Regions from separate parts of the Homo sapiens genome. Here region 1 is linked to region 2. Evidence: chromatin loops called from intact Hi-C (ENCODE). Cell type or tissue: MCF 10A. All regions are shown on one strand. Each heading gives the region's core, and the rest is flanking DNA. Links, peaks and the distances in the headings are about the cores only. Region 1 has its middle 94 kb from the start of MUCL1. Region 2 has its middle 17 kb from the start of OR9K2.

The links. Peaks named below come from ENCODE experiments on the same cell type or tissue, not always from the same donor. Only the 100,000 strongest peaks of a DNase experiment are listed, where the experiment ranks them.
Region 1: a loop joins it to region 2, with 5 times the contacts of the local background. A loop is called at or near these places in 16 of 110 quality-filtered maps.

What each region holds. Positions count from the first base shown.
Region 1 is chr12:54,757,700-54,763,092 of GRCh38, forward strand. No RefSeq gene overlaps it. Among named protein-coding and RNA genes, the nearest start is that of MUCL1, 94 kb to the right of the region's middle. In MCF 10A, for the core only: a CTCF peak has its summit at 2,232 (motif pointing right); a DNase peak (open chromatin) is centred at 2,252.
Region 2 is chr12:55,140,864-55,146,256 of GRCh38, forward strand. No RefSeq gene overlaps it. Among named protein-coding and RNA genes, the nearest start is that of OR9K2, 17 kb to the left of the region's middle. In MCF 10A, for the core only: a CTCF peak has its summit at 2,613 (motif pointing left); a DNase peak (open chromatin) is centred at 2,578.

The DNA.
Region 1 (5,393 bases), core at 252-5,251, 380 kb before region 2:
GATGGAGTCTCACTCTGTTGCCCATGCTGGAGTGCAGTGGTGGCTCACTGCAACCTCTGCCTCCTTGGTTGAAGTGATTCTCCTGCCTCAGCCTCCCGAGTAGCTGGGACTAGAGGTGACCGCCACTGGCTAATTTTTGTATTTTTAGTAGAGGCAGGGTTTCTGATCCCCCGTCTCGCCCTCCCAAAGTGCTGGAATTACAGGTGTGAGCCACTATGCCCAGCCCATTCATGTATTTTAATTGGAGTATTTAGTCCATTAACATTCAGTATAATAATTGATAGGTAAGGACTTACTGTCATTTTGTTACTTGTTTTCTGGTTGTTTTTTTAACTCCTCTCTTCCTTTCTTTCTGAGTGTCTTCCTTTGTGGTTAGGTAAAGTTTTCTGGTAATACATTTTAATACACTGAGCTTTATTTTTGGTGTATTTAATATAGGTTTTTGCTTTGCGGTTGCCATGAGGCTTACAAAATTATCTTATAAATATAATAAGTTATTTTAAACAGATGACAACTTAACTTTTATCACAGAACAGAAAGGAAGGAAAAACTAAAAAACTCTATACTTTAATTCCACCCCCCATTCTGACTTCTTGTTTTTTCAATTTACATCTTTTCATATTGCCTATCTCTTAAAAGGCTGCAGTAGCTATTTTTTATAGATTTTTCTTTTGGTCTTCATTCTAGATTTTTGAGTAGATTACACAATGACAATATTAGAATATTGTTAATTTGTCTGTTTGTCTGTGTACTTTCTTTTACCAGTGAGTTTCTTTCTTTCTTTCCTTTTTCTTTTTTTTGAGACGGAGTCTCACTCTGTCACCCAGGCTGGAGTGCAGTGGTATGATCTCGGCTCACTGCAACATCTGCCTCCTGGGTTCAAGTGATTCTCCTGCCTCAGCTTCCCAAGTAGCTGGGATTATAGGCACCCACCACCACACCCAGATAATTTTTGTATTTTTAGTAGAGATGGTGTTTCGCCATGTTGGCCAGGCTTGTCTTGAACTCCTGACCTCAGGTGATCCTCCCCCCTTGGCCTCCCAAGTGCTGGTATTACAGGTGTGAACCACTGCACTCAACCAGTGAGTTTCATATCTTCAAATGTTTTGCTTTTGTATGATAGCATCATTTTCTTTCAGACTGAAGTACTTTTAGCATTTCTTGTAAGATGGGTCTAGTGGTGATGAATTCCTTCTGTCAGCTTTTGTTTGTTTGGGAAAGACTTTATCTCCCCTTCATGTTTGAGGGAAAGCTTTTTCTGGGTACAGTATTCTTGGTTGAAAGTTTTTTTTTTTCCCATTAGCACATTGAATATGTCATTCTACTTCCTTTTGGCCTTTATGTTTTCTCCTGAGAAGTCTATTGCCAGATGAATCAGAGCCCTTTTATATGTTATTTGCCTCTTTTCTCTTGCTGTTTTTATGATCGTTTCTTTGTCCTTGACCTTTGAGGGTAAACTCTCAAAGTCTTATATGCCTTCGGGTGGTATTATTTGGATTGAAGTCATTTGGTGATCTCTAGCCTTCCTGTAGCTAGATTATACCTTTCTCTAGGTTTGGAAACTTTTCTGTTATTATTTGTTTAAATAAGCTTTCTAACACTTTCTCTTTCCCAATTTCGTCTTTAATGGCAATGACACTTAGATTTGCTCTCTTAAAGGTATTCTCTATATTTTGCAAGTGTTCTTCATTTCTTTCCATTCTTTTTTCTTTCTTCTCCTTTGACTGTGTATTTTCCGATAGCCTGTCTTTGAACTAACTGAGTTTTCCCACTGTTGATCCATTGTGCTGTTGAGAGCCTATAATGTATTTTTCAGTTTAGCAAACATATTTCTCAGTTCCAGGATTTCTGTTTAAATTTTTAAATTATTTGAATATCTTTGTTAAATATCTCTAGTAAATTTCTGAATTGCTTTTCTGTGTTATCTTGGAGTTCACTGAGTTTCCTTTGAACTGCTACTTTGGATTCTTTAACAGAGCTTATATATCACTGCCTCATTAGGATCAGTCTTTGGCTCATTGCTTTGCTCATTTGTGGAGGTCAGAGTTCCCTGTTTGCTGTTGTTTCTTATGGATATACATCTATGGCTTTGCATTGGAGGATTATTTACAGTTTTTGCTGTCTGGCTTGTTTTGGTCTTCCTAGGGTATGTTTGCTATGGGGTAATATTTAGCTGCCTGTTGGTCTCCTTATCCTACATTGTTGCCTCCTTTTCAACACTAGATGGTGCCTTAAGCCCAGATTTGGCTTGGGCTTCTTGCAACTGCTCAGAGTGTTGCCCATCCCTGACTGAGGAGAGAGAGGAAGTCCCAAAGAAGTTACCATACCCATGAGGGAAATCTGGCTAGGGATTTGTGCTCAAAAGACTGGTAGAATGTGCCTCATACAATGTCGTACTGCTGAACAGACACTCTGATTTGGCATCTCCTTTGCCTTAAAGACCAGGGTTTCACAGGCTGGGGTTTCTAGTCCCACTTTCCCTCTTTATCTCCAGCTGCCCTTGGGGTTTTCCTTCCTACAGGTATTTCCCATGAGTTGAGGCAGGAATGCTTTTCCTACAAGGGAATCCACGATGGTGGAGAAGCTGGCTATCTACCTCAATCTCACTTTTTCCGATCTAGAAACCATGAGTCTGGGGGAATTTTCCACAAATGGTGCCTGGCAGATTGAGGATCGGTATCAAAGATAGACAGGTTTGTTTCTCTTACCCGAAGCTCGGAGTTTCTCACTTCTCTGTGGCTGTAGGGATTGCCCCAGCCTCAGATTTGAGTTTTAGGATTTTGCTGGTTACTATATATATATATATATTTTTTTTTTTTTTGGAGGCGGGGACCGGGTCTTGCTTTGTCACCCAGGCGGGAGTGGAGTGGAGTGGAGTGGCTCCAATATGGCTCACTGCAGCCTTAACTTCCTGGGCTCAAGTGATCCTCCCACCTCATCCCCCCAAGTAGCTGGGACTACAGGTGTGCACCACCACACCTGGCTAATTTTTTGTGTTTTTGTGGAAGCAGGGTTTTGCCACATTGTCCAGGTTTGTCTCGCACTCCTGGACTCAAGCAATCTGCCCACCTCAGCCTCCAAAAATTCTGGGATTACAGGTATGAACCACTGTACCTGGCCCCTGGTGATAATCTTGATGCTGGATATTTGTTCTTGGTTTTCTGCTGGGGAGAGCAAAGTCAGATTGTTTCTGCTATACCATTTTGATGACATCCTTTGATACTAAAATCTTTTAAGGAAAATATAAGAATAATGTATCACAGGCTAATCTTGTTTATATAAAGATGCAAAAATATGATCAAATTAGCAGCAAAGTGAGCCTAACTATCTTAAAGACAAGACACTACTTCAGGAAAACTGGACTTCTTTCTGAAAAGAATTTTTTAAAAAGAAGTGTGTTATTATTACTCATCATATTTAGATATTAAAATAAAACATATATGATTATCTAATTAAATGTAGAAATAGCATTGGTAGCATTCAACATCCATTCATTGTTAAAAGTCTTAGAAAACAAGGAATAGAGGAAACTTTCTTAACATGAAAAATTAAGGTTATTTACAAATAATTTACAGGAAACATCGTATTCAATTGTAAATTACTGAATGCACTTATCTTACAATCAGAAATAGGCCGGGTGCGGTGGCTCATGCCTGTAATCCGAGCTCTTCTGTGGCTGAGGCAGGCAGATCACCTGAGGTTGGGAGTTCGAGACCAGCCTGACCAACATGCAGAAACCCCATCTTTACTAAAAATACAAAATTAGCCGGGAGTGGTGGTGCGTGCCTGTAATCCCAGCTACTCAGGAGGCTGAAGCAGAAGAATTGCTTGAACCCAGGAGGTGGAGTTTGCAGTGAGCCGAGTTCATGACATTACACTCCAGCCTGGGCAACAAAAGCAAAACACCGTTTCAAAAAAAAAAAAAAATTCACAATAGCAAAGACTTGGAACTAACCCAAATGTCCATCAATGATAGACTGGATTAAGAAAATGTGGCACATATACACCATGGAATACTATGCAGCCATAAAAAAGGATGAGTTCATCTCCTTTGTAGGGACATGGATGAAGCTGGAAACCATCATTCTGAGCAAACTATTGCAAGGACAGAAAAACAAACACCGCATGTTCTCACTCATAGGTGGGAATTGAACAATGAGAACATTTGGACACAGGATGGGGAACATCACACACCAGGGCCTGTCATGGGGTTGGGGGAGAGGGGAGGGGTAGCATTAGAAGATATACCTAATGTAAATGACGAGTTAACGGGTGCAGCACATCAACATGGCACATGTATACCTATGTAACAAACCTGCACGTTGTGCACATGTACCCTAGAACTTAAAGTATAATAAGAATAGTAAAAAAGAAAGCTTTGGAACATGAAAAAAAATCAGAAATAATTCAGAGAGTGCTGCTATTACTACATTTATTCTCATTATACTAGAGTTTCTAGCCTGATTATTAAAATCAGAAAAGGAAATAAAGGGTCAAATAGTTGGAAAGGAAGAAAGAAAAAAATGTCGTTATTTGTGGATGGCCTGATTATCTATATAAAATCAAAAATCAAAATAACCTATAATTTATCAAAATTAATATACTTCAATATCTTCATTTATAAAATATAGATAATAATGTCCATTCTGTTTAAAAGAATTAAATAAAATGCTGTGTATAGTCCTACGACATTGAAATTATACTGCAGTTTCTCAGCTTCTCTTGCAACCAGAATGCAGGCTTGTGAACTAGCTCTTCTAATTTTAGGAACTTTCACAAGACCTTAGCCTGGAGATGAGCAGTGTGTGAAAACAGCCTTCATTTTGCTGGCATATATTGCCTGCCAAAACATACAGGTTGAAAGGACAGCAATGATTGCAGGACTGATTTCTGATAGGGAAATACGTTTTACTGTTGTTTTAATCAAATTCTTGGCATTTAGTACTTGGCAGCACCCATGGCCATGCAGGAGGTTTTCTCATCAAACCAGTCCTGTGGCAAAGTTGTTAGCATTTTTACCAGAAGCTTGGACATCTTTTTCTCCAGCTTTTCTAATAATTTCAGGAACTGATAGTCTTTATTAAATTACTTTTCTGTTTAAGTTAGGCTTGGACTAGGATAGTTTGCAATAACTACCTTGACTAATACACAATTACTTTCACTTTTAAAAATCTTTATCATGCATGCTTATTTTACAAGGTTGAATTAGTTGTGTGTAGACAATATAGAATTTATATTTCTTTTTAATATTTTATTTTATTTTATTATTATTATACTTTAAATTTTAGGGTACATGTGCACAATGTGCAGGTTTGTTACATATGTATACACGTGCCATGTTGGTGTACTGCACCCATTAACTCGTCATTTAGCATTAGGTATATCTCCTAATG
Region 2 (5,393 bases), core at 121-5,120:
TTAAAATTCATATGGAACCAAAAAAGAGCTCAAATAGCAAGGCAATATTAAGCAAAAGTAACAAAGTTGGAGACATCAGGTTATTCAATTTCAAACTATGTTACAAGGCTACAGTAATCAAAACAGCATGGTTCCAGTACAAAAACAGACACATAGACCAATGGAACAGAATAGAGAGCCCAGAAATAAAGTCATATGCCCACAACCATCTGATCTTTGGCAAAATAAACAAAATCAAGCAATGGGAAAAGGGGTCCCTATTCAGTAAATGATGCTGGGATAACTGGCTAGCCATATGCAGAAGATTGAAACTGGACCCCTTTCTTATACCATCTACAAAAATAAATTCAAGATGGATTAAAGACTTAAATGTAAAACCTAAAATTATAAAAATCCTGGAAAATGAAAATAACCTAGAAAATACCAATCTGGACATAGGCCCTGGCAATGATTTCATTACAAAATGCCAAAAGCAATTGCAACAAAATAAAAAATTGACAAATGGGACCTAATCAAAGTAGAGAGCTTCTCCACAGCAAAAGAAACTGTCAACAGAGTACACATACAGCCTACAGAATAGGAGAAACTATGCATCTGACAAAGTTCTAATATCCAGCATCTATAAGGAACTTAAACAAATTAACAAGCAAAAACCAAATAACCCCATTAAAAAGTGGGCAAAAGACATGAAGAACACTTTTTGAAAGAAGACATACACATAGCCAATAAGCATATGAAAAAATGCTCAACACTACTATTAGAGAAATAGTAGAGAAATGCAAATGAAAACCACAATGAGATACCATCTTATACTAGTCCAAATGTCTATCACTAAAAAGTCAAAAAATAGATGCCAGAGAGGTTGTGGGGAAAAGGGAAGGCTTATTCACTGCTGATGAGAATGTGAATTAGTTCAGCTATCATGGAAAACAGTGTGGCAATTTCCCAAAGACCTTAGAAGTATCATTTGACCAAATAAATAAATAGAAATATATAAAAAAACATGAAAAATTTCCTTTCCTTTAAACACGTTAGCATTGGTAAGAAAAAGAAACTAAAATATATGACCAGATTAAAAAATAAGTACAACTTCTAGAAACAAAAAAAAGTAAAATTAAAAGCTTAATAGTAAAACAAAGTTTACCTTAAAATTGAAAATGTAAATACAGATGAAGGATAACTGAAGAAAGAATTAGGATACTTGAAAAAAAAAAACAGCAAAAAGAGACAGAGATAGATGATACCAATAGTGTTAGAGAGTCTGCAATATGTCCAGTGGAAATGATGGAATTAAAGAAAGAGAATATGGGTTGGTAAAATGATGCCAAACAGAAGGTACACTACAAAAAATGTACCATAGTGAAAACGCACAATACCAAAGACAAAGAGAAGAAGCCAGAAGGAAAGACAAAATAAAGATAAGTTTAGTAAAGGAAAACTTAGACTGATGGCTGAATTCCCAAAAGAGATGAAACTGATTGTATTATCTCAATAGATGCCGAAAAGGCACTTGATATAATCAGAAAAATGCAAAAATAAGTCCACAATGAGATGATGCAATATCATGACCATAATTGTATAAAAACATTTTAAAATATGATTGCTACCAGCTACTGGCAAGGATATCAATCAATGTGGCATGTAATATGATGATGATAGGAACTAAATGATTTGTTATTATCTTCTAAAATTAAGAAATGCCCTATGGTTCTGCATAGTTTATGCATATATATGTGTGTATACATATGTATGAAATATATTACATATTCATCAAATGCTTAACATTTTAACAGAATATTTATTCTTGAGCTCACATATTCTTTTTAGGGTAATCATCCCTTCTGATACACGTATGTTTAAAGCTGCATTGGTAAATGATACTTGCTCATAAGTTTTCCTTATTTATTTATTTGAAATCCTTTTTTTTACCAATTTGAAATGCTTTCCCCCACAACAGATATACAACATTAGGTGTAAAGCTATTTGTCTCAGGGCATTGATGTTATCATACCACTGTTTTCTGACTCATATGTATACACACATATATATGCATAAACTATGCAGAACCATAGGGCATTTCTTAATTTTAGAAGATAATAACAAATCATTTAGTTCCTATCATCATCATATTACATGCCACATTGATTGATATCCTTGCCAATAGCTGGTAGCAATCATATTTTAAAATGTTTTTATACAATTATGGTCATGATATTGCATCATCTCATTGTGGACTTATTTTTGCATCTTTCTGATTATATCAAGTGCCTTTTTGGCATCTATTGAGATAATACAATCAGTTTTATCTCTTTTTCTATTAATGTGGTGAATTATATTAATTGGTTTTCTAATATTAAACCAACTTTACATTTCTGAGATATAATCAACTTTTTCATAATGCACTACACTTTTTTACATTTTAAATCCTATTTTAACATAACAAAAAAGTTTCAAAATGTATTTTTTTCCCCTTAAGAGTAAGGATCTTGTTGTGAAGTAAATGGTGTGATCCAGGATGTGCGGAACTGCTCAGGATTTCTGGGTAGTTGTGGCTCCAGAAGGAAATCCTGTACTCAATTGTAGTTTGCTGCCATCTGGTGGCTGTTGTCTACTGCCATGAAATCTAAAGATTCTGGGTACTGTAAAGAATGGAACTTCGAGCACAATGGTAAGAAATCTAACTATTTCCAAGAAACCTGGTTTTCATCCCCACCATATTACCCTGAGCAAGGAAGATTGGTTGAAAATAAATGGAATTGTGCGAGCCACCCTCTAACTCCTTGTTTCCCAAGATAAAGTTGTCTGACACTGTCTGCCTTGTTTTCCCTCCCCTCCTTTTGTTTTTTTCCCTCACTGAAAATAATTCCTGTAAGATTTCATCCCTGTTCCAGAAAAGGGATGAAGAGAAAATGGAAAATATTTGCCAGTAACATTATATCTGAACTTGTCTTATTCTGAGGTGCATTTTCATGGAGTTTCACTGAACTTCATTTATAATTGTGTATATGTTCATCATCAAGACAGAACATTATTTATTTTCCTCATAATAACCATGGCACCTTTTGGACTCAAGCTTGTATTACATCATTAAAAGGTGAAGTTTTTCTTCTTTTTATTCTAAAGAGGTGGTTGAAATTTTCTGCTCCTTGAAGGTTTGCAAAAACTGACAAGATGCCATCTGGACAAGTGTTTTTTATGGGAAGAGTTTTGAGGAATGATTTTAGTGGTTAACAGAAGGGGTTATAATCAAAATATTTAACAGCTGTTCAGTAATTGATATATACAAATGCTTATATATCAATACGTAAATCAATAAAAAGTCCCTTTTATGATCTTAGTAAACTGCTTAATGAATGATAAAATTTTTAGCAAATCTATTGATTTTTACAAATTATTGGGGGAATCTTTGGATTTACATCTTACCACTAAATACTGTCTGAGCCACAGTTTGATGTGAAACAACTAGACTAGACCAAACCATTACAAAAGTTGTCCCATTAAATGAAAAGTTATCACATGATGTGGTGTTCAAAAGAATTTTTTTCAGCAAAATTTCTATAGTGCTGAATTCTCTTCAAATTTCTGATAACTATTATCAACATTTGAAGTTTTCTGGCTCCTTTAATGCTCTCTGATATTTTTTATATTCAATAACTCCATTATTCAAGAAGACAAAATCATTTTTCCACTGACATATTTAATTAGATGATTTAAATTTATTAATGTTTTTTATTTTCTTTCTTTCTTTTCTTTTTCTTTTTCTTTTCTTTTCTTTTTCTTTTTCTTTTTTTTTTTTTTTTTTGAGACAGCATCTGGCTCTGTCGCCCAGCAGAGGTGCGATCTTGGCCCACTTCAAACTCCACCTCCTGGGTTCCAGCAATTCTCATGCCTTAGCCTCCCAAGTAGCTGGGATTGCAGGCAGGTACCACCTCGCCTGGCTAAATTTTGTATTTTAAGTAGAGACTAGGTTTTGCTATGTTGGCCAAGCTGGTATGAAACTCATGGCCTCAAGCCATCTGCCTGCCTTGGCCTCCCAAAGTGTTGGGATTACAGGTGTGAGCCACCACGCCCAGCCTGTTTGTTTACTTTTTATTCAAAAAAGTATGCAAATGTTCAATAGAGTTTCTTATGCAATAGTTTGAAAGAACTTAAAAGTTCACTACATGTTTTTTACTGTTGTCTAAATCAATTTTTTTGCTTTTCTTTACATTTTAATTTTTAATTATTTTATCATCAAATTATTGATCATAGTTTTTATTTATTTTATGTTGGTAATTTTTATTTATTGTATATAAAAATAATGAAATAAAGTTCCTTGTTTTGCAATGAAAGTGTATTAGTCAAACTTCTCCAGAAAAGCAGAGAAACAGCAGGATGTATATAAATGAAGAGATTTATCATGAACAAATTGGCTTATTCAAATCCCTATAAGGTTGTCCTGAAAATATTTATTATTAAAACCAGTTTTTTAACATCAAATATAAATTTTGATACGGTATTTTAGGTATTGTGCTTTCCAAATTAGTGAAATTCACAAAAACTAATAAATGATCTTCTAAATCCCAAATTTTACATTTTAGATAAGTTATTTAAATTTTTAAGGTTAAAAAATAAAGATTTTTTGATAATAAGTAATGTGTCCATGATTTATATATTTTTCTAAATTAGATGCCTTTTTTAGTAGATGCACATTTTAACCAATTTGGAACATAGCTAGATTACAAAAATATTTCTCAGTACCATTATTTTTATCATAGACCCCACTGAAATTTTACCAATTGACCTGACAATTCTCTTGTTAGGAAAAAAAAAAATGCTTTCTTCTCTTATACCCTTTTCTCTCTTGTTCAGCATCTGACCCAGTATTACATGTTGCATTTGTCATACCTCTCTAATCTCTTTCAATATGAAAGTGTTTCTCAGTCTTTCCTTTTTTTTCACATCTTTGACCTTTTGAAATGTCTGTTCATTTTAGTTTAATATTTCCTGTTGAACTAGGTTCAGGATCTGTGTTTGGGGCAGGAATACCACGGAAGTGTTGCTTCTTTTATTAGTCCATAATATCAGGAGGCTCGCCATGGTGATGATTTGTCTCCTTACTGACAATGTTAACTTTTATTATTTTGTTAAGATGATGTCTTCCAGGTTTCTCCACTGGATAGATAATTAATAAGTGTATTTAGTGTTTAATAAGAGTAATTAATAAGTATTTTGTTGAGAGATATTTTAAACTATGTAATAGTCTCTTTCTTATCACACTTTCGTCCATTATCTTTAGCCCGTGCATGACTCAAATGAATCAGTTATGACTTTGAGGGTTGCCAAGGGCTAATTTTCTTATTCCATCATTTCTTCTATATCAGTTACTTTACATTTTATGGTAAGGTTGCATT